Linked DNA regions of Homo sapiens: region 2 is linked to region 1. Evidence: read pairs that join two places in POLR2A ChIA-PET (ENCODE). Cell type or tissue: Panc1. All regions are shown on one strand. Each heading gives the region's core, and the rest is flanking DNA. Links, peaks and the distances in the headings are about the cores only.

Region 1 (8,764 bases), core at 1-8,000:
GGAGGAGCAGGTTTTGGGGGAGTCATCAGAAGCTTGGATCCTTTGGCCACAGTCGCTCAAGACAGGTGCCAGAGCAGCCCCAGGGGTGTGCAGCGGGCCTGATGTCCTCACCCTGCGCCCTAGGCCACTTTCAGCACCACCGAGATGGCGCTGGCGCTGAACCGCTACCTGTGCCTGGCCGTGCTGCCGCTCATCACCAAGTGTGCGCCGCTCTTTGCGGGCACAGAACACCGCGCCATCATGGTGGACTCTATGCTGCATACCGTGTACCGCCTGTCTCGGGGTCGTTCGCTCACCAAGGCGCAGCGTGACGTCATCGAGGACTGCCTCATGTCGCTCTGCAGGTGGAGCGGGGCAGGCTTCAGGGTGGGGCAGGGGCAGGGGCAGGGGCAGGGGCAGGGGCAGGGGCAGGGGCAGGGGCAGGGGGAGGAGCAGGGGCAGGGGCAGCAGAGCGGGCCTGGACGGGGGATTCTACATCTTGTGCATTGTCCCGCAGGTACATCCGCCCGTCGATGCTGCAGCACCTGTTGCGCCGCCTGGTGTTCGACGTGCCCATCCTCAACGAGTTCGCCAAGATGCCACTCAAGGTGAGGGCAAGCGCTCTTTAGCATCTCATTTCCAGGCCGCACCCACTGGTTTGCTCTTCCCTCCTACTGCGGGGCTCATTTGTGTCGGCACTGCCCAGCCCAATAAACCTGCACTAGTTAGGGCAGCGTCCCCGTAGAAATCTCTTAGCATCCTTATTTGCATACTAGGATTCCCAGAACATTCACTTTGCTTCATTGATGCCTCTAGCGTTCCCTAATTAGCATTTAATTTGCTTAACAGTGAGCCAGCCCCCGCTTCAATTAGCATATATTTGCATGGAGCACACCACTTTCCCTAATTAGCATGTTTATTTGCATGCCTGGACCACCAGACTTCCACTATTCAAATGAGTGCATTTATTTGAATAAACATTATCACAGCTATTCTGAATATTTGCACACTGTCTCTCTTATTTTTTCATTTGCATGCTAATTTGCATAAAGAGATACCCCCAACTCAGATATTTTGACTATTTTGCATAATACATCGAAATCAGCTCCTATTTCAAATTTGCATTTTAGCCAGGCGCGGTGGCTCACGCCTGTAATCCCAGCACTTTGGGAGGCCGAGGTGGGCAGATCACTTGAGGTCAGGAGTTCGAGACCAGCCTGGCCAACATGGCGAAACCCCATCTCTACTAAAACTACAAAAATAAGCCAGGCATAGTGGAGCACGCCTGTAATCCCAGCTACTCTGGAGGCTGAGGCTGGAGAATTTCTTGAACCTGGGAGGCGGAGGTTGCAGTGAGCCGAGATCGTGCCACTGCACTCCAGCCTGGTCAAGAGAGTGAGACTCCACCTCAAAAAAAAAAAAAAAATTTGCATTTTGGATAGTGGAGGCCCTCTTCCCAATTACCATATATTTGCATGGGGTGCAGCCTTTGTTTCTACTTGGTATGTTAATTTACATAAGCACAGATTGCTGCATCCATATGCCCATTTACTCACTACATACCCATGGATTAATATTAGCACGCTTATTTGTGTAAAGCAATACCAGACACAACCAGCTCTAGTTTAATGCCCATTTTAACTCTAAATTAAGAATGCTAAATTTGCATACTAAGCTGTCTAGGACCACTCCTCAATAAACATACCATTTCTTCCCTTATTAGCATATCATTTGCATAACCCACACCTCCTTCATAATTTAAAAGCACTGGCATGCCTGTGTCTCTCTGGGCCTTCGTCTGCCTGCCATTCGCTGGTGCCCCCCTCATTTGTGTGTCCCCCTCTTGTTCCCACCCAGCTCCTCACCAACCACTATGAGCGCTGTTGGAAGTACTACTGCCTACCCACGGGCTGGGCCAACTTCGGGGTCACCTCAGAGGAGGAGCTGCACCTCACACGGAAACTCTTCTGGGGCATCTTTGACTCTCTGGCCCATAAGGTCTGGGCAGCAGGGAGCCCCAAAATGGCCTATGTGGAGGGTTTGGGGCCCAAAATTGGGGGTCCAGAGTGAAATCCCTCAATTTTGGGGGGTTCAAGGAGGAGAAGGTTCTGCAAGTTTGGATCTAGGAGGATCTATGGGTTGAGGCTTCGATTTGGAGGTTATGAAAGAGGGGGTGGACCTCTAGTTTGGGAGCTTGGAGAGGGCAATATGGGGATGATTTGAGCATACAATTGGGACTGACATTTGGGTTTCAAGGAGAGGGACCATAATTCAGGTTTGGGGTTCAGGGAGGAGGGCTGATGATTGCAGTGTGTGAGTTTGAGGTCCTGGGGGTCAGTAAGGCTTATAGCGACCTCCTACCCCTGCTTCACCCGGTTTTCCCAGAAATACGACCCGGAGCTGTACCGCATGGCCATGCCTTGTCTGTGCGCCATTGCCGGGGCTCTGCCCCCCGACTATGTGGATGCCTCATACTCATCTAAGGCAGAGAAAAAGGCCACAGTGGATGCTGAAGGCAACTTTGATCCCCGGCCTGTGGAGACCCTCAAGTGAGGCCTGGGGGCTGGGAGACAGAGAGGAAGATTTCAGGGGTGGAGGGAACCCCAGCTCCAACATCTGCTGACCCTGTGCCCCCAACAGTGTGATCATCCCGGAGAAGCTGGACTCCTTCATTAACAAGTTTGCGGAGTACACACACGAGAAGTGGGCCTTCGACAAGGTTGGCCTCAGGGTCCTCCTATCCAAGAAACCCTCAAGACCCCAGCTTTCCCCCCGACCTGGTTCTTCCCTGAGGCCCCAGATCTCCCTGAGACCCCCCAGCCTTCCCTAAGACCCTTAGCTTGTTCTGGGACCCCCCCAGGATTCTCTGTCCTCGGCTCCTCCAGGGTCGCCCCGTGTGTCCCCAACTGCTGCCTCCCCCTCACCCTGCCTCCCCTCCATCTCTAGATCCAGAACAACTGGTCCTATGGAGAGAACATAGACGAGGAGCTGAAGACCCACCCCATGCTGAGGCCCTACAAGACCTTTTCAGAGAAGGTGACCAGGCCTTGGGGCCCAGCATTGAGGGTCAAAATGAAACCCCCAAATTTGAGGATTCGGGGAGGAGTGAGGCAATTTCACATGTTTGCATCTAGGTGGATCTGTGGGTTAGGTCTCCCCATTCATGGACTTTGCCTTCTCTCAAACTTGGTAGAGTGGGTAGAGACTCCGAGAGAGTGGGTTTGATTCCTTGGCTGTAGTAAGACTTCTCGGAGACTCAAGTGTCTAATGGGATAAGGAGATTGGGTTTGGGAGGCTCTGTTACAGAGCAGGTAAGAGACTTGAGTTGGAATCCAGACTGGACCATTGCCTAGCCACATGGTCAGGGTTTTCTCCTTTGGGGTCCTTCCTCCACCCCTCTCTCATCCCATTCCACCAACTCCCCACCCTCCTGTCCACCCCAGGACAAAGAGATTTACCGCTGGCCCATCAAGGAGTCCCTGAAGGCCATGATTGCCTGGGAATGGACGATAGAGAAGGCCAGGGAGGGTGAGGAGGAGAAGACGGAAAAGAAAAAAACGCGGAAGATATCACAAAGTGCCCAGGTGAAGGCGGGGCCTGGGTGGAGGGCAGGGGCACGATGGGGGGAGGGTCTAGAACAAGGGGCATGGCCAGACAGGGAAGGGATGGAGAGGAGAGGGGCCCAGGGAGGTAGGTGGGGCAAGAGGGGTGCAGAAACCTGAGATCTGGGAAAGGAGAGGGCAGGGGTCTGAAGAACTGCAAAGGGCAGAGGAGAGAAGGATGGGGTGGTTTAGAGACAGGGCCTTAAGGAAAGGACAAGGGGTCTTGAGCCAGGGGAGGGTGGAGGGGGTAGAATGGACTAGTGGGGCCTGGGGAGGGGCTGGCCTGGGCTTCCTGCTAGCCCATCAGCCCACCTCCCATCTTCCCCTTGTCCTCTCAGACCTATGATCCTCGAGAAGGCTACAACCCTCAGCCCCCCGACCTTAGTGCTGTTACCCTGTCCCGGGAGCTGCAGGTGAGAGCCCTGATCCTTTTGGGGGGACATAGGGTGTCTTTGGGGGGGCTGGCATCCTCTGAATCTAGCCCTTGACTCTGCATCCACTCCCAGGCCATGGCAGAACAACTGGCAGAAAATTACCACAACACGTGGGGACGGAAGAAGAAGCAGGAGCTGGAAGCCAAAGGTGAGGGCGCCCATGCCGCCCCCACGCTACCCCCGTGGATTCACCGTGTGGTTTTGCTGATTGCCTTCATGCCCCTGAAACTCGGTTTCTCCATCTGTAGATGGGAATAATAACAGCGTTTACCACCATGGGGTAATGAGATGAGCACCAGCAAGCAATGTTTCCGTTATTCGTATCTTCTTTATCACCATAATTACGCATGCCGGGCACTGCAGGAACCACTTCAGTGAGAGTGGCCCGGGTCTTCCCCAGAGCCCTGATTTCTGGTCTTTGCCTCCCCAGGCGGTGGGACCCACCCCCTGCTGGTCCCCTACGACACGCTCACGGCCAAGGAGAAGGCACGAGATCGAGAGAAGGCCCAGGAGCTACTGAAATTCCTGCAGATGAATGGCTACGCGGTTACAAGGCACGCGGGTTGGGGCTCCCGCGGAAGAGCAGCAGGCAGAACACACCCGGCAAAGGCTGGAAGGGGCGGGGCCAGAGAGGGGTGGAGCCGAGAGGAACGGGGCCTGAGGAGCAAAGATGGAACCAGAGGGGAGGAGCTAAGGGAGTGGGGCCTGGACACAGAGGCGGGGCCAGATGGGGAGGAGTTCGAAATGGGCGGGGCTTAAGCACAGGCGGGACCAGAGAGGAGAGGAGGAAGAGAAGGGCGGGGCCCAGGGAGCAGAGGCGGGGCCAGAGAGTGGAGGAGACTGAGAGGGGCGGGGACCGGTGATTGGAGGCGGGACCAAAGAGGAGAGAAGGCTGAAAAGGGTGGGGCCCGGGGAACAGAGGTAGGGCCAAAGAGGAAGAGGCTGAGAGGGGCGGGGGCTGGGGAGCACAGGCGGGGCCAGAGAGGGGTGGGGAGGTACAGAGGGGCGGGGACTGGTGAGTGGAGGCGGGACCAAAGAGGAGAGAAGGGCTGAGAAGGGCAGGGCCCGGGGAACAGAGGTGGGGCCAAAGGGGAGGAGGCTGAGAGGGGCCGGCCCTGGGGAACAGAGGTGGGGCCAGAGAGGGGAGAAGGCTAAGTGGGGTGGGGCATGGGGGACTCAGAGTGGAGCCCCAACCTGGGGTGAAGCCAAAGCTGATAGAGACGGGGCCAGCAGGAGCAGAGGCGGACCTGAGAAGGGTGGGAAACTGTAGGGCCGGCGTCTGGGCTGATCCTTCTCTCCACATCTCCATGCAGAGGCCTTAAGGACATGGAACTGGACTCGTCTTCCATTGAAAAGCGGTTTGCCTTTGGCTTCCTGCAGCAGCTGCTGCGCTGGATGGACATTTCTCAGGAGTTCATTGCCCACCTGGGTACGGAGAAATACCCCCCGCTTATGCCCGCCCCACCTGCAGACACCAGTTCTGCAGACCAGACTCACCTAGGACACCTGTTCATGCACTCAATCCGTCCTCCCCTTATCTGATGTTTATTGAGCTTCTACTATGTGCCAGACACTGTTCTAGATGCTGGGGTACAGCAGTGAAGATGACAAATGACCCCTGCTCTCCTGCAACTACTCCTATGTTGGATTCAGGCAATTAGCATCATAAATAACTAAATCGTTTAGTGTTAGAAGGTGATCAGTGTTATGGGAAGAAGAAAACAATAGAGCCAGGTAGAGGGGATTGGGAGTGTGGAGCCAGTTGTAATTTTATTTTATTTCATTTTATTTTATTTTTATTTTTTATTTTATTTATTTATTTATTTTTGAGACAGAGTTTCGATCTTGCTGCCCAGGCTGGAGTGCAGTGGCACGGTCTCGGCTCACTGCAACCTCTGCTTTCTGGTTTCAAGCGATTCTCCTGCCTCAGCCTCCTGAGTAGCTGGGACCACAGGCACGGGCGCCGCCACACCCAGCTAATTTTTTGTATTTTTTAGTAGAGACGGGGTTTCACCATGTTGGCCAGGATGGTCTCGATCTCTCGACCTCGTGATCTGCCGCCTCGGCCTCCCAAAGTGCTGGGATTAAAGGCGTGAGCCACCGCACCCGGCTTGCCAGTTGTAATTTTAAATAGGGTGTTCCAGAAAGACTTTGATGAGAATGTGATATCTGAGGCAAGCCATGAAGGAGGTCAGAGAGGAGCTGTGTGGACCTCTGGGGGCATCTGTTCCTTGCAGGCAAAGGAACAGCGAGTGCAAAGGCCCTGAGAGGTCCCTGGTGTGAGTGTCAGGATGCCCTGTAGCTGAAGCAGAGTCATCGAGGGGGACGGTGAGATAAACGAGGTCACAGAGGTGACTGGGGCAGATCATGCAGGGCTTTGCAAGCTGTGATGAGGACTTTGACCTTACCTGGAATGAGATGGAGTTGGGGGTTGGGGGCTGAGCCGAGGAGGGACGTGATCCATAATTCTGGTGTTCACAGGGTCCCTCTGGCTTGACTGGGGTGGGGACAGGAGCCGAAAAGGGTGAGAACTGGGCAGATTTCTGGATCTATTTTGAAGGCTGAGGCTGCTGGGGTGCCCCCCAGTGCCTCTTACAGGCCACTAAGAATTACAGCTAGGCCCTACAATCCCCTCCAGTTTCCCTTAGAGACCCCCCCCAGCATTCCCCTTGAGAGCTACCCTCAGGAACCCCCAAATTCCCTCCAGGTGAGTGGCAGAGCAGGATTCGCTGTCACGTCTCACCTCAAAGCCTGCCTGCTGAGCTTCAGTGCTGCACATCCCCCTGACAATTCCCTTCCCTCTCTAGACCTCAGTTTCCTCACCTGTGATATGGGCATATGTTCACCATAACTAGCCATGGTTCTGTTACTTACTGGGTGACCTGGGGTTAGTTACTTCACCTGAGTTTCCTCATCTGAAAAATGGGGGTTGGGAACCAACTGCACAGACCTCCAAGTTGTAAGGAGACTGTGTGAGGATGACATGTCTCACAGTGCCAAGGACATAGCAAGTGTTTAATAATTGGAGCCAGTATTATTATTATTATTATTATTTTTTTTTTTTTTTTTTTTGAGACGGAGTCTTGCTCTGTCACCCAGGTTGGACTGCAGTGGCGCGATCTCAGCTCACTGCAGGCTCCGCCTCCAGATTCACGCCATTCTCCTGCCTCAGCCTCCCGAGTAGCTGGGACTACAGGCGCCTGCCACCATGCCCGGTTAATTTTTTGTGTTTGTATTTTTAGTAGAGATGGGGTTTCACCATGTTGGCCAGGATGGTCTCGATCTCCTGACCTCGTGATCCACCCGCCTCGGCTTCCCAAAGTGCTGGGATTACAGGCGTGAGCCACTGCGCCCGGCCCAGTATTATTATTTTAATAGTATCAGTTATGACTGTCACCATTATTATTGTTTGAAATTTATTTCCATTTTGAAATTAACTCTAATTTGTTTACATTGACTTCTTGTTTCATTTGGTTCATTCATTCATTTATTGCAGATTAACTCAGTGCCATGTATTCAAGTTTAGAATGAAAAGCACTTATGGTGGGTGAGGAAGGGCATGTTCCATGACCTTAACCCATTCCAGTTTGTTTTCCCCATTGTCAGCTTCAGAAAGGGTTTGATCAAGGAGTTGTCAGCTTCAAGAAGGATTTGATCAAGAAGTTGGGGGAAAGCACATTGGGAGGTTGAGGCGGGTGGATCACCTGAGGTCAGAAGTTTGAGACCAGCCTGGACAACATGGTGAAACCTTGGCTGTACTAAAAATACAAAAATTAGCTTGGTGTGTGGGAGCATGTCTGTAATCCCAGCTACTTGGGAGGCTGAGTCAGGAGAATCGCTTGAACTCAGGAGGCAGAGAGTGCAGTGAGCCGAGATCGTGCCATTGCACTCCTGTCTGGGTGACAAGAAAAAAAAAAGGAGTTGGGGGAATCAGATGAAAGATAGGAGAAAGGTTTATCTCAAAGCCAACACAAATGACTTCATACCAATACTTTATCCCCCATCATTTCCCAACTCTGCTCCCAGCATCCTTCCCATCAGAACACCCTGGGTTCCCCAGCCTTGAACCCACTGTGAACCCTATTTGCCCTCCCTACAGAGGCTGTGGTCAGCAGTGGGCGAGTGGAAAAGTCCCCACATGAACAGGAGATTAAATTCTTTGCCAAGGTGAGAGGTGGGCTTAGAAGCTGGAGGGCGCTGGGGACTCATAGGCTCTCCCCACCCCTCATTGGACCCTTTATCTCCCCCAACCCGTCTCCAGATCCTGCTCCCTTTGATCAACCAGTACTTCACCAACCACTGCCTCTATTTCTTGTCCACTCCGGCTAAAGTGCTGGGCAGCGGTGGCCACGCCTCTAACAAGGAGAAGGAAATGATCACCAGGTGGGCCGCCTGTGACCCTGGACCCAGCCCCCTGACCTCACAGGATTGTAATCCTTTGCCCATGGAGGCTCTGTCCTGGGTGCTGGGTGTTGGGTACTGACCGTCTCCTGCAAAGGCGATTGAAGGGTGACCAGCCATCCTAGTGTACCCGGGACTGAAGGGTTTCCCAGGATGTGGGACTCTCAGGCAACTTGGGACAAATCGATCACCCTGTCCAGGAAGGCCAACTCAAGGCCGGGCGTGGTGGCTCATGCCTGTAATTCCAACACTTTGGGAAGCTGAGGTGGGAAGATCACTTGAAGCCAGGAGTTTGAGGCCAGCCTGGGCAACATACTGAGACCCCATTTCTACAAAAAATACAAAAAT
Region 2 (15,876 bases), core at 3,416-11,415, 250 kb after region 1:
TGCTGTTTCTTTCACTTGTTTGTTGGTTTATTTTTTGGGACAGTCTCGCCTCGTCACCCAGGCTGGAGTGCAGTGGCGTGATCTTGGCTCACTACAACCTCCGCCTCCCAGGTTCAAGTGATTCTCCTGCCTCAGCCTCCCGAGTAGCTAGAATTACAGGCATGTGCCACCACGGCTGGCTAATTTTTGTATTTTTAGTAGAGACAGGGTTTCACCATATTGGTCAGGCTGGTCTTGAAAGCCTCACTTCAGGTGATCCACCCGCCTTGGCCTCCAAAAGTGCTGGGATTACAGACAGGAGCCACCGCGCCATGTCTTACTGTTTCTTTTTTTGTATTGTTTTGTTTTGTTTCTGAGACAGGGTCTGACTCTGTTGCCCAGGCTGGAGTGCAGTGGCACAATCTTGGCTCACTGCAGCCTTGACCTCCCGGGCTCAAGCAATCCTCCTGCCTCAGCTTCCTGAGTAGCTGGGACCACAGGCTTGTGCCACCATACCCAGCAAATTTTTAGACTTTTTGGTGGAATGGAGTCTCACTTTGTTGCCAGGGCTGGTCTTGAATCCCTGAGCTCAAGCAAACTTCCCATGTCAGCTTCCCAAAGTGCTAGGATTATAGGCCTGACCCACTGCACCTGGCCAGATGTACAACTTTCAAACCACTGAAGTAGCTTAAAATGAAAGGAAAAGAAAATGTAATCTATTTGGCAATGGTCGAAAAGCAAAGGAAAATGCAGCGAATCATAGAAAATAAAAGCAAAAAGCATCACACAATGACCTAAATAAAACCAAGCATATCAGTTATAACAACATTATGCAAATGTGTGAAACGTACTTGGGAACATCAACAAACAAAATTCAACTGTTTAGCTTTCAAAACACTTTCCAAAGATAACACCACCAAGTTTTAAAATAAAAGGATTAGAAATAGCTATCAGTCAAAAGCAGATACACAAAAATCAGGGCAAATCTGATATTAGAGAAAACCGGATTTAAAGCAGATAGCATTACTTTGGACAAAAGGAGTTATTTTCTATTGATAAAGTGTATGATCCAGAATGAAAAGTGATTGGATGGGTGCAGTGGCTCATGCCTGCAATCCCAGCACTTTGGAAGGCTGAGGCAGGTGGATCACTTGAGGTCGGCAGTTTGAGACCAGCCTGGCCGACATGGTGAAACCCCGTCTCTATTAAAAATACAAAAATTAGCTGGGCATAGTGGTGCATGCCTGTAATCTCAGCTACTCGGGAGGCTAAGGCTCAAGAATCACTTGAACCCAGGAGGTGGAGGTTGCAGTGAGCCCAGATTGTGCCAGTGCACTCCAGCCTGGGTGACAGGACAAGACTCTGTCTAAAAAAAAAAAAAAAAAGGCTGGGAGCGATGGCTCACGCCTGTAATCTCAGCAGTTTGGGAGGCCCAGGCAGACGGATTACTCAAGGTCAGGAGTTCAAAACTAGCCTGGCCAACATGGTGAAACCTGGCTCCACTAAAAATACAAAAAGCCAGGTGTGGTGTGTGCCTGTAATCCCAGCTACTCACGAGGCTGAGGCAGGAGAATCACTTGAACCTGGGAGGCAGAGGTTGCAGTGAGACACTGCACTCCAGCCTGGGTGACAGTGTGAGACTCCATCTCAAAAAAAAAAAAAAGTGATCATTTATTACACTATTAGAAACAAAAGGAAAAATACACAGAAACACAGTAGTGGTCATGGGTAATTTGAAACCACCATTATTCTTCAAATATCAAGTCTTTTAAAATGTGATATTTTGAATAATAGAATACAGTGAATTTAATATATATGCACACTCATTACATCTATATACACTCATGATTTTCAAGCATATATCAAACATTTGCAAAGACTCAATTTAAAAAATAAAAGGCCGAGCACGGTGGCTCACGTCTGTAATCCCAGCACTTTGGGAAGCCGAAGCGGGCAGATCACCTGAGGTCAGGAGTTCGAGACCAGCCTGGCTAACATGGTGAAACCCCGTTTCTACTAAAAATACAAAAATTAGCCGGGCATGGTGGCAGGCACCTGTAGTCCCAGCTACTTGGGAGGCTGATACAGGAGAATCACTTGAACTTAGGAGGCAGAGGTTGCAGTGAGCCGAGATCGCACCACTACACTCCAGCCTGGGCAACAGAACAAGACTCTGTCTCAAAAATAAAAAGGCTGGGTGAGGTGGCTCACGCCTGTAATCCCAGCACTTTGGCAGGCTGAGGTGGGCGGATCACAAGGTCAGGAGATCCAGACAATCCTGGCTAACACAGTGAAACCCCATCTCTACTAAAAATACAAAAATTAGCTGGGCATGGTGGCGTGTGCCTGTAGTCCCAGCTGCTGGGGAGACTGAGGCAGGAGAATGGTGTGAACCCAGGAGGCGGAGCTTGCAGTGAGCCAAGATTGCGCCACTGCACTCCAGACTGGGCAACAGAGCGAGACTCCATCTCAAAAAAAAGAAAAAAGAAAAGCGCCTCTGAGACCAGCTGAATAACATCAAGCAAACAAACATATGTATAATAGGACTCTGGGGAAAGGAGAGGAAGGAGAAAAATTTTTGAAGCATTAATGGCTGGAAACTTTTCAAACTTGGTGTAAACGTTAATTTACACAAACTCCAAGAAGTATAAATACAAAGAGAGCCATATCTAGATTCATCGTAGTAAATGTCAGGCCTTTGAGCTTAAGCTAAGCTATCATTATCTTTTGTGACTTGCACATACACATCTAGATGGCCGGTTCCTGCCTTAACTGATGACATTCCACCACAAAAGAAGAACCCCTCAACCCCTTCTCCTTCACCGTTAGTGGCAAGTCCCGCTTTTCTGGGGGAGGGGCAAGTACCCCAACCCCTTCTCTCCGTGTCTCTACCCCTTCTCTGCTTTTCTGAGTGGCAAGAACCCCTCAACCCCTTCTCCTTCACCCTTAGTAGCAAGTCCCGCTTTTCTGGAGGAGGGACAGGAACCCCGACCTCTTATCTCTGCACCCCGATCCCTTATTTCCATGCCCAGACCTCTTATCTCTGTGCCCCATCCCTTATTTCTGCACCCCAACCTCTTATCTCTGTGCCCCAACCCCTTCTCTGCTTTTCTGGAGGGCAAGAACCCCCCCACCCCTTCTCCATGTCTCTACTCTCTTTTCTCTGGGCTTGCCTCCTTCACTATGGGCAAGCTTCCACCTTCCATTCCTCCTTCTCCCTTAGCCTGTGTTCTTAAGATCTTAAAACCTCTTCAACTCTCACCTGATGTAAAATCTAAGCATCTAATTTTCTTCTGAAACGCCGCTTGACCCCCATACAAACTTGACAGTAGTTCCAAATAGCCAGAAAACAGCACTTTCAATTTTTCCATCCTACAAGATCTAAATAATTCTTATCATAAAATAGGCAAATGGTGTGAGGTGCCTGACATCCAGGCATTCTTTTACACATCAGGCTCTCCCTAGCCTCTGTTCCCAATGCAACTCGTCCCAAATCTTCCTTCTTTCCCTCCCACCTGTCCCCTCAGTCCCAACCCCAAGTGTCACTGAGTCTTTCTAATCTTCCTTTTCTACAGACCTATCTGACCTCTCCCCTCCTTGCTAGGCTGAGCTAGGTCCCAATTCTTCCTCAGCCTCCGCTCCTCCACCCTATAATCCTTTTATCGCCTCCCCTCCTCACACCCGGTCCCCCTTACAGTTTCGTTCCGTGACTAGCCCTTCCCCACCTGCCCAGCAATTTACTCTTAAAAAGGTGGCTGGAGCTAAAGGCATAGTCAAGGTTAATGCTCCTTTTCCTTTATCCCAAATCAGATAGTGTTTAGGCTCTTTTTCATCAAATATAAAAATCCAGCCCAGTTCATGGCTCGTTCGGCAGCAACCCTGAGACACTTTACAGCCCTAGACCCTAAAATGTCAAAAGGCCGTCTTATTCTCAATATACATTTTATTACCCAATCTGCTCCCGACATTAAATAAAACTCCAAAAATTAAATTCCGGCCCTCAAACCCCACAACAGGACTTAATTAACCTCGCCTTCAAGGTGTACAATAATAGAGGCAGCCAAGTAGCAACATATTTCTGAGTTGCAATTCCTTGCCTCCACTGTGAGACAAACCTCAGCCACATCTCCAGCACAAAAGAACCTCCAAACGCCTAAACCGCAGTGGCCAGGCGTTCCTCCAGAACCGCCTCCCCCAGGAGCTTGCTACAAGTGCCAGAAATCTGGCCACCAGGCCAAGGAATGCCCGCAGCCCAGGATTCCTCCTAAGCCGTGTCCCATCTGTGCAGGACCCCACTGGAAATCGGACTGTCCAACTCACCTGGCAGCCACTCCCAGAGCCCCTGGAACTCTGGCCCAAGGCTCTCTGACTGACTCCTTCCCAGATCTTCTCGGCTTAGCAGCTGAAGACTGATGCTGCCCGATTGCCTCGGAAGCCCCGTAGACCATCACGGACACCAAGCTTTAAGTAACTCTCACAGTGGAAGGTAAGTCCGTCCCCTTCTTAATCAATACGGAGGCTACCCACTCCACATTACCTTCTTTTCAAAGGCCTGTTTCCCTTGCCTCCATAACTGTAGTGGGTATTGACAGCCAGGCTTCTAAACCTCTTAAAACTCCCCAACTCTGGTGCCAACTTAGACAATATTCTTTTATGCACTCCTTTTAGTTATCTCCACCTGCCCAGTTCCCTAATTAGGCCGAGACACTTCAAATTATCTGCTTCCCTGACTATTCCTGGATTACAGCTGCATCTCATTGCCGCCCTTCTTCCCAATCCAAAGCCTCCTTTGCATCCTCCTCTTGTATCCCCCCACCTTAACCCAAAGGTATAAGATACCTCTACTCCCTCCTTGGCGACCAATCATGCACCCCTTACCATCTCATTAAAATCTAATCACCCTTACCCCGCTCAATGCCAATATCCCATCCCACAGCATGCTTTGAAAGGATTAAAGCCTGTTATCACTCGCCTGTTACAGCATGGCCTTTTAAAGCCTATAAACTCTCCTTACAATTCCCCCATTTTACCTGTCCTAAAACCAGACAAGACTTACAGGTTAATTCAGGATCTGCGCCTTATCAACCAAATTGTTTTGCCTATCCACCCTGTGGTGCCAAACCCATATACTCTCCTATCCTCAGTACCTCCCTCCACAATCCATTATTCTGTTCTGGACCTCAAACATGCTTTCTTTCCTATTCCTTTGCACCTGTCATCCCAGCCTCTCTTTGCTTTCACTTGGACTGACCCTGACACCAATCAGGCTCAGCAAATTACCTGGGCTGTACTGCCTCAAGGCTTCACAGACAGACCCCATTACTTCAGTCAAGCCCAAATTTCATCCTCATCTGTTACCTATCTTGGCATAATTCTCATAAAAACACACGTGCTCTCCCTGCTGCTTGTGTCCGATTAATCTCCCAAACCTCGATCCCTTACAAAACAACAACTCCTTTCCTTCCTAGGCATGGTTAGTTCGGTCAGAATTATTACACAAGAGCCAGGCCCGCACCCTGTAGCCTTTCTGCCCAAACAACTTGACCTTACTGTTTTAGCCTAGCCCTCATGTCTCCGTGCAGCGCGTGCCGCTGCTTTAACACTTTTAGAGGCCCTCAAAATCACAAACTATGCTCAACTCACTCTCTACAGCTCTCATAATTTCCAAAATCTATTTTCTTCCTCACACCTGACGCATATACTTTCTGCTCCCTGGCTCCTTCAGCTGTACTCACTCTTTGTTAAGTCCCACAATGACCATTGTTCCTGGCCCGGACTTCAATCCGGCCTCCCACATTATTCCAGATACCACACCTGACCCCCATGACGGCATCTCTCTGATCCACCTGACATTCATCCCATTTCCCCACATTTCCTTCTTCCCTGTTCCTCACCCTGATCACGCTTGATTTATTGATGGCAGTTCCACCAGGCCTAATCGCCACACACCAGCAAAGGCAGGCTATGCTATAGTACAAGCCACTAGCCTGCCTCTTAGAACCTCTCACTTCCTTTCCATTGTGGAAATCTATCTTCAAAGAAATAAATTCTCAGTGTTCCATCTGCTATTCTACTACTCCTCATGGATTATTCAAGCCCCCTCCCTTCCCTACACATCAACTCGAGGATTTGCCCCCACCCAGGACTGGCAAATTAGCTTTACTCAACATGCCCCGAGTAAGATAACTAAAACACCTCTTAGTCTAGGTAGACACTTTCACTGGATAAGTAGAGTCCTTTCCTACAGGGTCTGAGAAGGCCACCACAGTCATTTCTTCCCTTCTGTCAGACATAATTCTTCAGTTTAGCCTTATCATTCCCTTCTGTCAGACGTAATTCCTCAATTTAGCCTTCCCACCTCTATACAGTCTGATAACAGACCAGCCTTTATTTGTCAAATCAGCCAAGCATTTTTTCAGGCTCTTAGTATTCAGTGACAGACTAAAACACACCTCACCAACCTCAGCCACCAACTTAAAAAGGACTGGACAATATTTTTACCACTTTCGCTTCTCAGAATTCAGGCCTGTCCTCAGAATGCTACAAGATACAGCCCATTTAAGTTCCTGTATAGACACTCCTTTTTATTAGGCCCCAGTCTCATTCCAGACACCAGACCAACTTAGACTGTGCCCCCAAATAACTTGTCATCCCTACTATCTTCTGTCTAGTCATACTCCTATTCACCGTTCTCAACTACTCATGCATGCCCTGCTCTTGTTTACACTGCCAGTTTACACAGTTTCTCCAAGCCATCACAGCTGATATCTCCTCGTGCTATCCCCAAACTGCCACTCTTAACTCTTGAAGTAAATAAATAATCTTTGCTGGCAAGGCTATGCTGAACCTCCTTAGGCACTCTCTAATTAGATGTCCTAGGTCCTCCCAATTCTTAGTCCTTTAATACCTGTTTTTCTCCTTCTCTTATTCCGTTTAGTTTTTCAATTCATACAAAACCGTATCCAGGCCATCACCAATCATTCTACACGACAAATGTTTCTTCTAACAACCCCACAATATCACCCTTTACCACAAAATCTTCCTTCAGCTTAATCTCTCCCACTCTAAGTTCCCACGCCGCCCCTAATACCGCTGGAAGCAGCCCTAAGAAACATCACCCATTATCTCTCCATACCACCCCCAAAAATTTTCACTGTCCCAACACTTTACTACTATTTCATTTTATTTTTCTTAATATAAGAAGACAGGAATGTCAGGCCTCTGAGCCCAAGCTAAGCCATCATATCCCCTGTGACCTGCACGTACACATCTAGATGGCCGGTTCCTGCCTTAACTGATGACATTCCACCACAAAAGAAGTGAAAATGGCCTGTTCTTGCCTTAACTGATGACATTGTCTTGTCAAATTCCTTCTCCTGGCTCATCCTGGTTCAAAAGCTCCCCTACTGAGCATCTTGTGACCCCCACTCTGCCCTCCAGAGAACCCCCCTTTGACTATAATTTTCCTTTATCTACCCAAATCCTATAAAAACAGCCCCGCCCTTATCTCCCTTCGCTGACTCTTTTCAGACTCAGCCCGCCTGCACCCAGGTGAAATAAACAGTTTTATTGCTTACACAAAGCCTGTTTGGTGGTCTCTTCACACGGACGCGAGTGAAAGTAAAACTGCTGAAAACAATTCAAAAAGGGCATTTTTTTTTTTTTTTGAGGCAGAGTCTCACTCTGTCGCCCAGGCTGGAGTGCAGTGGCACAATCTCGGCTCACTATAAGCTCCATCTCCCGGGTTCACACCATTCTCCTGCCTCAGCCTCCCGAGTAGCTGGGACTACAGGCACCCACCACCACGCCTGGCTAATTTTCTGTATTTTTAGTAGAGACGGGGTTTCACCGTGTTAGCCAGGATGTTCTCGATCTCCTGACCTCGTGATCCACCCTCCTTGGCCTCCCAAAGTGCTGGGATTACAGGCGTGAGCCACCGTGCCAGGAAAATGGAAAATTTTAAAGGAGCAAGTGAAAAACAGCTCATTATGTACAGGGGAACAATAGAATTAATGGCTAGATTCTCCTAGGAACAATGGAGGCCAGAAGGCAGATGAATGATTTATTCAAAACACTGAAAGAAAAATAAAACTGTCAACTGATAATTCTATATTCAACAAAACTATACTTCAAAACAAAAGGCAAAAGAAAATCATTCCCAGATAAACAAAAAGAGAATTCCTGACTAGCATATACCTAAACGCAGGGAATACTCAAGGAAACCCCTCACACTGAAAATGACAGTAGACAGAAACTCAAATCCACAGGAAGAAATGAAGAGCCCCAGAAATGTATTTTTCTTTTCTTCTTTTAATTTATTTTAAAACATAAGGTCAGGCTGGGCACGGTGGCCCACGCCTATAATCCCAGCACTTTGGGAGGCCGAGGCAGGCAGATCATGAGGTCAAGAGATCGAGACCATCCTGGCTAATGTGGTGAAACCCCGTCTCTACTAAAAATACAAAAAAAATTAGCCGGGTGTGGTGGCGGGTGCCTGTAGTCCCAGCTACTCGGAAGGCTGAGGCAGGAGAATGGCGTGAACCTGGGAGGCGGAGCTTGCAGTGAGCTGAGATTGCACCACTGCACTCCAGGCTGGGCGACAGAGCAAGACTCCATCTCAAAAAAAAAAAAAAAAAAAGAAAAAAACCATATAAGGCCGGGTATGGTGGCTCAAACCTGTAATCCCAGCACTTTGAGGCCAAGGTGGGTGGATTGCTTGAGCTCAGGAATTCAAGACCAGCCTGGGCAACATGGTGAAACCCCATCTCTACCCAAAATACAAAAATTAGCCAGGCATGGTGGTGCAAACCTATAGTCCAGTCCCAGCTGTTCAGGAGGCTGAGGTGGGTGTATTGCTGGAGCCTGGGAGGTCGGAGCTGCAGTGAGCTGTGATTGTGCCACTGCACTCTGGCCTGTGTGACAGAGCAAGACTCTGTCTCAAAATAAATAGACAGACAAATAAATAAAATTGTAAAAAATATATATATATAAAATTGTTTAAAGTAAAGGTTATGCCAGGCACAGTGGCTCATGCCTGTAATCCCAGCACTTTGGGAGGCCAAGGACAGTGGATCATCCGAGGTCAGGAGTTAAAGACCAGCCTGGCCAACATGGCAAGACCCTGTCTCTACTAAAAATATAAAAATTAGCTGGGAATGGTGGCAGGCACCTGTAATCCCAGCCACTCGGGAGACTGAGGCAGGATAATCGCTTGAACCTGGGAGGCAGAGGTTGCGGTGAGCCAAGATCATGCCATTGCACTCCAGCCTGGGCTACAAGAGCGAAACTCCATCTAAATAAATAAATAAATAAATAAATAAATAAATAAAGGAAAGGTTATAAGGCCGGGCATGGTTGCTTACGCCTGTAATCCCAGCACTTTGGGAGGCCGAGGCGGTGGATCATGTGAGGTCAGGAATATGAGACCAGCATGGTCAACATGGTGAAACCCTGTCTCTACAAAAATACAAACTTAACCAGGCATGATGGTGGCTGCCTGTAGTCCGAGGTACTCAGGAGGCTGAGGCAGGAGAATGGCTTGAACCCAGGTGGTGGAGGTTGCAGTGAGCCAAGATCACGCCATTGCACTCCAGCCTGGGCGACAGAGCAAGACTCCATCTCAAATAAATAAAAATAAATAAATAAAATACAAAAAATTAGCTGGGTGTGATGGTGCACGCGTTTAGTCCCAGCTACTCAGGAGGCTGAGACAGCAGAATGGCTTGAACCTGAAAGGTGGAGGTTGCAGTGAGCTGAGATCATGCCATTGCGCTCCAGAGCGAGACTCTGTCTCAAAAACAACAACAACAAAAAAACGCGAGGCACAGTGGCTCACGCCTGTAATCCCAGCACCTTGGGAGGCTGAGGTGGGGGGGATCACCTGAGGTCAGTTCAAGACCAGCCTGGCCAACATGGAAACCCCATCTCTACTAAAAATACAAAAATTAGCCGGGCATGGTGGCGGGTGCCTGTAATCCCAGCTACTTGGGAGGCTGAGGCAGGAGAATCACTTTAACCCAGGAAGCAGAGGTTGCAGTGAGCCAAGATCGCGCCACTGCACTCCAGCCTGGGTGGCAGACTGAGACTCCATCTCAAAAAAAAAAAAAAAAAAAAACCCAGTTATATAGCACTGTATTTTTTTAGAGACATGATCTTGCTCTGTCACTCAGGTTGGAGTGCAGTGGCATGATCATAACCCATTGTAACCTCAGACTCCCAGTCTCAAGCAATCCCCCTGCCTCATCCTCCCTAGTAGCTGGGACCACAGGTATACACCACCACACCTGGATAATTTTTGATTTTTTTTTTTTTTTGTAGAGACAGGGTCTCACTATGTTGCCCAGGCTGGTCTCAAACTCCTGGCCTCTAGCAATCATCCCACCTCGGCCTCCCAAAATGCTGGGATTCCAGGCGTGAGCCACCACACCTGGCCTGTATCCCTGACTAGGTGACATACACAGTCGGGTGCTGCATCACCACGTTTCAGTCAGTGATGGACTGCACATGCGACAATGTCCCATAAAATTACAACGAAGCCGGACTCCTATCACCTAGTGATGCTGCAGCCATCACAATGCTGTAGCACAATTACTTTATTTTTTTAAATTTAGGGTAGCCTAAGAGTACAGTGCTTATAAAGTCTACAGGAGTGTACAGTGCTGTCCTAGCCTTCACATTCACTCACCACTCACTCACTCACACCTGGAGCAACTTCCGGTCCTGCAAGCTCCATTCCTGGTAAGTGTCCCATACAGGCGTACCATTTGTCATCTTTTATTTATTTTTCTGAGATGGAGTCTCACTCTCTCACCCAGGCTGGAGTGCAGTGGCATGATCTCCGCTCACTGCAACCTCCATCTCCCAGGTTCAAGTGATCCTCCTGCCTCAACCTCCCAAATAGCTGGGATTACAGGCGTGCACCACCACACCTGGCTAACTTCTTTGTATTTTTTTTTTTTTTCAGCCAGAGTCTCTATCTGTTGTCCAGGTTGGAGTGCAGTGGCATGATCTTGGCTCACTGCAACCCCCGCCTCCCGGGTTCAAGCGATTCTCCTGCCTCAGCCTCCCAAGCAGCTGGGATTACAGGCACGTGCCACCATGCCTGGCTAATTTTTGTGTTTTTAGTAGAGATGGGGTTTCACCATGCTGGTCCTGCTGGTCTCAAACTCCTGACCTCGTGATCCGCCCACCTCAGCTCCCAAAGTGCTGGGATTACATGCGTGAGCCACCGTGCCTGGCCTAAACTTCTTTGTATTTTTAGCAGAGACGAGGTTTCACCATGTTGGCCAGGCTGGTTTCGAACTCCTGACCTCAAGTGATCTGCCCACCTCAGCTTCCCAAAGTGCTAGGATTACAGGCATGAACTACTGCTCCTGGCCCATTTTCCATCTTTTATACCATAGTTTTACTGTACCTTTTTTATGTTCAGATATGTTTATATACACAAATACTTACCATTGTGTTACAATTGCCCACTGTGTTCAGTACAGTTAAATGCTGTGCATGCTTGTAGCCTATGAGCTGTAGGTTACTTTATATAGCCTAGGTGTGGGGTAGGCTGTACCATCTACGTTTGCATAAGTCACTCTATGATGTTCACACCCTGACGAAATTGCCTAACCATGCATTTCTTAGAACTTAAGACCGTATAGATGACCATATAGAAAACCAGAGACTGGGCCAGGTGTGGTGGCTCACACCTGTAATCCCAGCACTTTGGGAGGCCGAGGTGGGTGGATCACCTGAGGTCTGGAGTTGGAGACCAGCCTGGCCAACATGGTGAAACCCTGTCTCTATTAAAAATGCAAAAAATTAGCCGGGACTGGTGGTGGGCACCTATAATCCCAGATACTCAGGAGGCTGAGGCAGGAGAATCACTTGAATCCAAGAGGCAAAGATCGCACCATTGCACTCCAGCGCCTGGACCACAAGAGTGAAACTCCGTCTCAAAAAAAAAAAAAAAAAGGAACCGGGAAGGTCATGAAAGGAGCGTGCTCATGCACAAATGCCTGATAGGAACGATTGCGGAAGACTCTCCAAAAACCACAACCTCGCACAAAGTCCACTGCAACGTTACACAGAAAGTACTTTTGTCCAGTAACTGCCTGTCCAACCTTGGACTGATGCCACCCTTGTTTCAAGTCTCGTAGCCAAGGATAATTGATTCAAAACACTTTATGTAATCCTCCTCATTTTGCCTTTGAAAACTTCCCCTTGGCTGGGCATGGTGGCTCACACCTGTAATCCAAGCACTTTGGGAGGCTGACCCAGGCAGACCCCTAGAGTCCAGGAGTTTGAGATCGGCCTGGGCAATATGGTGAAACTCTGTCTCTAGAAAAGATACAAAAATTAGCTGGGCATGGTGGTGTGCGACTGTATTCCCAGCTACTCAGGAGGCTGAGGTGGGAGGATGGCTTGAGGACGGGAAGCGGGGGTTGCAGTGAGCCGAGATTGCACCACTGTTCTCCAACCTGGGCAACAGATCGAGATCTTGTCTCAAAATAATAATAATAATAATTATTATTGTTATTATTATTTAAAAATTTAAAACTTCGCCTTGCCTCAATCTCCTCTTTTTTTTTTTTTTTTTAAGATAAGGAGAGGCCAGCTATGCAGTGGCTCACACCTGTAATCCCAATACTTTGGGAGGCCAAGACGGGCAGATCACAAGATCAGGAGTTTGAGACCAGCCTGGCCAATATGGTGAATCCCCAACTCTACTAAAAATACAAATTAGCTGGGTGTGGTGGCAGGCACCTGTAGTCCCAGCTACTCGGGAGGCTGAGGCAGGAGAATCACTTGAACCAGGTTGCAGTGAGCTGAGATCACACCACTGCACACCAGCCTGGGCAATAGAGAGAGACTCCATCTAAAAAAAAAAACACACACAAAAAAAGAGAGAGACATAGGATTGGGCCGGGCACAGTGGCTCACGCCTGTAATCCTAGCATGTTAGGAGGCTTAGGCAGGTGGACCACCTGAGGTCTGGAGTTTCAGACCAGCCCAGTTAACATGGCAAAACCCCATCTCTACTGAAAATACAAAAATTAGCCAGGTGTGGTGGCACCTGCCTTTAGTCCCAACTACTTGGAGGCTGAGGCAGGAGAATCACTTGAACCCAGGAGGCAGAGGTTGCAGTGAGCTGATTGCATCAGTGCACTCCAGCCTGGATGAGAGAGACTCCATCTCAAAAAAAAAAGAAGAAGAAGAAAGAAAGAAAGAAGGAAGGAAGGGAGGGAGGGAGGGAGGGAGGGAGGGAGGGTGGGAGGGAAAGAAATTATTATGTGAGATAAGACAGGTGGATCTCGTGAGCCCAGGAGTTTGAGGCCATCCTGGGCAACATAATGAGACCCCCATCTCTATTAGAAAATAATAATAGTAAAAATAAAAAATAATTTAAAAAGTATTACTTCTAACTATAATGGAACTAAGCTAAAAGCCAACAATAAAATGAAATTTAGAAAATCTCTAAATATAAGAAAACTAAACAACATACTTGTAGATGACCTATGTGTCAAAGAAGGAATCTGGCTAGGTGTGGTGGCTCATGCCTATAATCCCAGCCAAGGGAGGCCAAGGCCAGTGGATCACCTTAGATCAGGAGTTCGAGACCAGCCTGGCCAACACGGTGAAACCGTGTCTCTACTAAAAAATACAAACATTAGCTGGGCGTGGTGGCTCATGCCTGTAGTCCCAGCTACTTGATAGGCTGAGGCAGGAGGATTGCTTGAACCTGGGAGGTGGAGGTTGTGGTGAGCTGAGATCACGCCACTGTACTCCAGCCTGGGTGACAGAGTGAGACTCCATCTAAAAAAAAAAAAAAAAAAAATCAAAAATGAATTTAGAAAATACCTTGAGCTGAATAAAAACAAAAACACAGGAAATAAAAATGTACAGGATGCTGGCAATGTAGTAATTAGCGGGAAACTTATAGCTTAAAAAACATATTAGTGTTGAGTCAGCCTGGTGAAAATTTTAAAAACCCCAACACATTAGAATGGAAAGAAGGCCTAAAATCAATAATTTAGGCTTCCACCTCCAAAGCTAGAAAAAGAAGAGTAAATCAAACTCAAAGAAAATAGTAAGAAGGAAGTAATAAAGATCTAAATGGACAGCAATGAAACAGAAATATAAAAACAATAGAGAAAAAGCAATGAAACTGAAATTGGCTCATTGAAAACATCAACAAAACCGGTATTGAAAAGATTAACAGGCCAGGTGTGGTGGCTCACACCTGTAATCCCAGCAGTTTGAGAGGCCAAGGTGGGTAGATCACTTGAGGTCAGGCGTTCGAGACCAGCCCGGTCGACATGGAGAAACCCTGTCTCTACTAACAATACAAAAATTAACTGGGCATGGTGGCACACACCTGTAATCCCAGCTGGAGGCTGAGACAGGAGAATCACTTGAACCCAAGAGGCCGAGGTTGCAGTGAGTCGAGATCATGCCACTGTACTCCAGCCTGGGTGACAGAGTGAGACTCTTGTCTCAAAAAAAGAAAAGATCAGCAAAACTGGGCCGGGTGCAGTGGTTCCCACCTGTAATCCCAGCACTTTGGAAGGCCGAGGCAGGTGGATCACCTGAGATCAAGAATTCAAGACCAGCCTGGCCAACATGGTGAAACCCCGTCCCTACTAAAAATACAAAAATTGGTGGGGCATGGTGGTGGGCACCTGTAATCCCAGCTACTCAGGAGGCTGAGGCAGGAGAATCGCTTGAATCCGGAGGTGGAGGTTGATGTGAGCCGAGATCACACCACTGCACTCCAGCCTTTGGCGACAGAGTGAAACTCTGTCTCAAAAACAAACAAACAAACAAACAAACTAGTATACTGGTTTTCAATGAAATCAGTTAGCTCATTAAAAAGTTCAACAAAAGAGTAAGAAAAATAAAAAAGACAGAAGCCCTCAATTACCAAAAGCAAGAATGAAGGAGGGAAAAACACTAACATGGTACACAAATTTTAAAAAATCACAGGGGAATATTATGAACAGATTTAGGTCAACTAATTAGGCAATTTAAATGAAATGAACAAATCCCTAGAGAGACACAAATTACCAAAACTGACTCAAGAACAAAATAGAAACACAGATACAATTTTTGTACAAGTATCCATTGAAATGTATTGAAAAATGAAAATGACATAGAATAAACAAAACAATTTTGAGAAAGGAGAACAAAGTTGCAAGGCATATAATGTGACTTTAAGACTCACTATTCACTTTGGGAGGTCAAGGTGGGTGGATGGCTTGAGCCCAGGAATTCCAGACCAGCCTGGGCAACATGGCGAGACCATGTCTCTCCAAAAAATACAGAAATTAACTGGGTGTGGTGGCATGTGCCTGTAGTCCCAGCTACTTAGGAGGGTGAGCCCAGGAGGTTGAAACCACAGTGAACTGTGATCGCACCACTGCACTCCAGCTTGGGAAACAAAGTGAGAATCTGTCTCAAAAAAAAAAAAAAAGAAGAAGAAGAAGCCAGGCGCAGTGGCTCATGCTTGTAATGCCAGCACTTTGGGAGGCCGAGGTGGGCAGATCACCTGAGGTCAGGAGTTCGAGACCAGCCTGACCAACATGGTGAAATCCCATCTCTACTAAAACTACAAAAATTAGCTGGGCATGGTGGCAGGCACCTGTAATCCCAGCACTCAGGAGGCTGAGGCAGGAGAATTGCTTGAACTCAGGAGGCAGAGGTTGCAGTGAGCTGAGATTGTGCCATTGCACTCCAGCCTGGGTGACAGAGAGAGACTCCGTCTTTTTTAAAGGAAAAAAAAAAAAAAGGCCAGGCGCAGTGGCTCACGTCTGTAATCTCAGCACTTTGGGAGGCCGAGGCAGGTGGATCACAAGGTCAGGAGTTAAGAGACCAGCCTGGCTAACACGGTGAAACCCCGTCTCTACT

Evidence for each region. Peaks named below come from ENCODE experiments on the same cell type or tissue, not always from the same donor. Only the 100,000 strongest peaks of a DNase experiment are listed, where the experiment ranks them.
Region 2: POLR2A ChIA-PET joins it to region 1 with 10 read pairs; 2 of 35 experiments call an interaction of 5 or more read pairs at or near these places.

What each region holds. Positions count from the first base shown.
Region 1 is chr19:38,502,384-38,511,147 of GRCh38, forward strand. RYR1 (ryanodine receptor 1) reads left to right here. Exons shown (of 106, transcript NM_000540.3): 48 at 124-344; 49 at 497-587; 50 at 1,837-1,977; 51 at 2,365-2,528; 52 at 2,620-2,698; 53 at 2,926-3,015; 54 at 3,423-3,563; 55 at 3,920-3,994; 56 at 4,088-4,163; 57 at 4,446-4,569; 58 at 5,329-5,444; 59 at 8,115-8,182; 60 at 8,277-8,398. Among named protein-coding and RNA genes, the nearest start is that of RYR1, 73 kb to the left of the region's middle. RefSeq lists an enhancer at 2,807-4,006 and a silencer at 4,918-5,047. In Panc1, for the core only: no CTCF peak of the experiment used is centred there; a DNase peak (open chromatin) is centred at 4,748; H3K4me3 peaks cover 1,540 bases; H3K27ac peaks cover 563 bases; H3K27me3 peaks cover 309 bases.
Region 2 is chr19:38,747,699-38,763,574 of GRCh38, forward strand. No RefSeq gene overlaps it. Among named protein-coding and RNA genes, the nearest start is that of CAPN12, 11 kb to the left of the region's middle. In Panc1, for the core only: no CTCF peak of the experiment used is centred there; no DNase peak of the experiment used is centred there.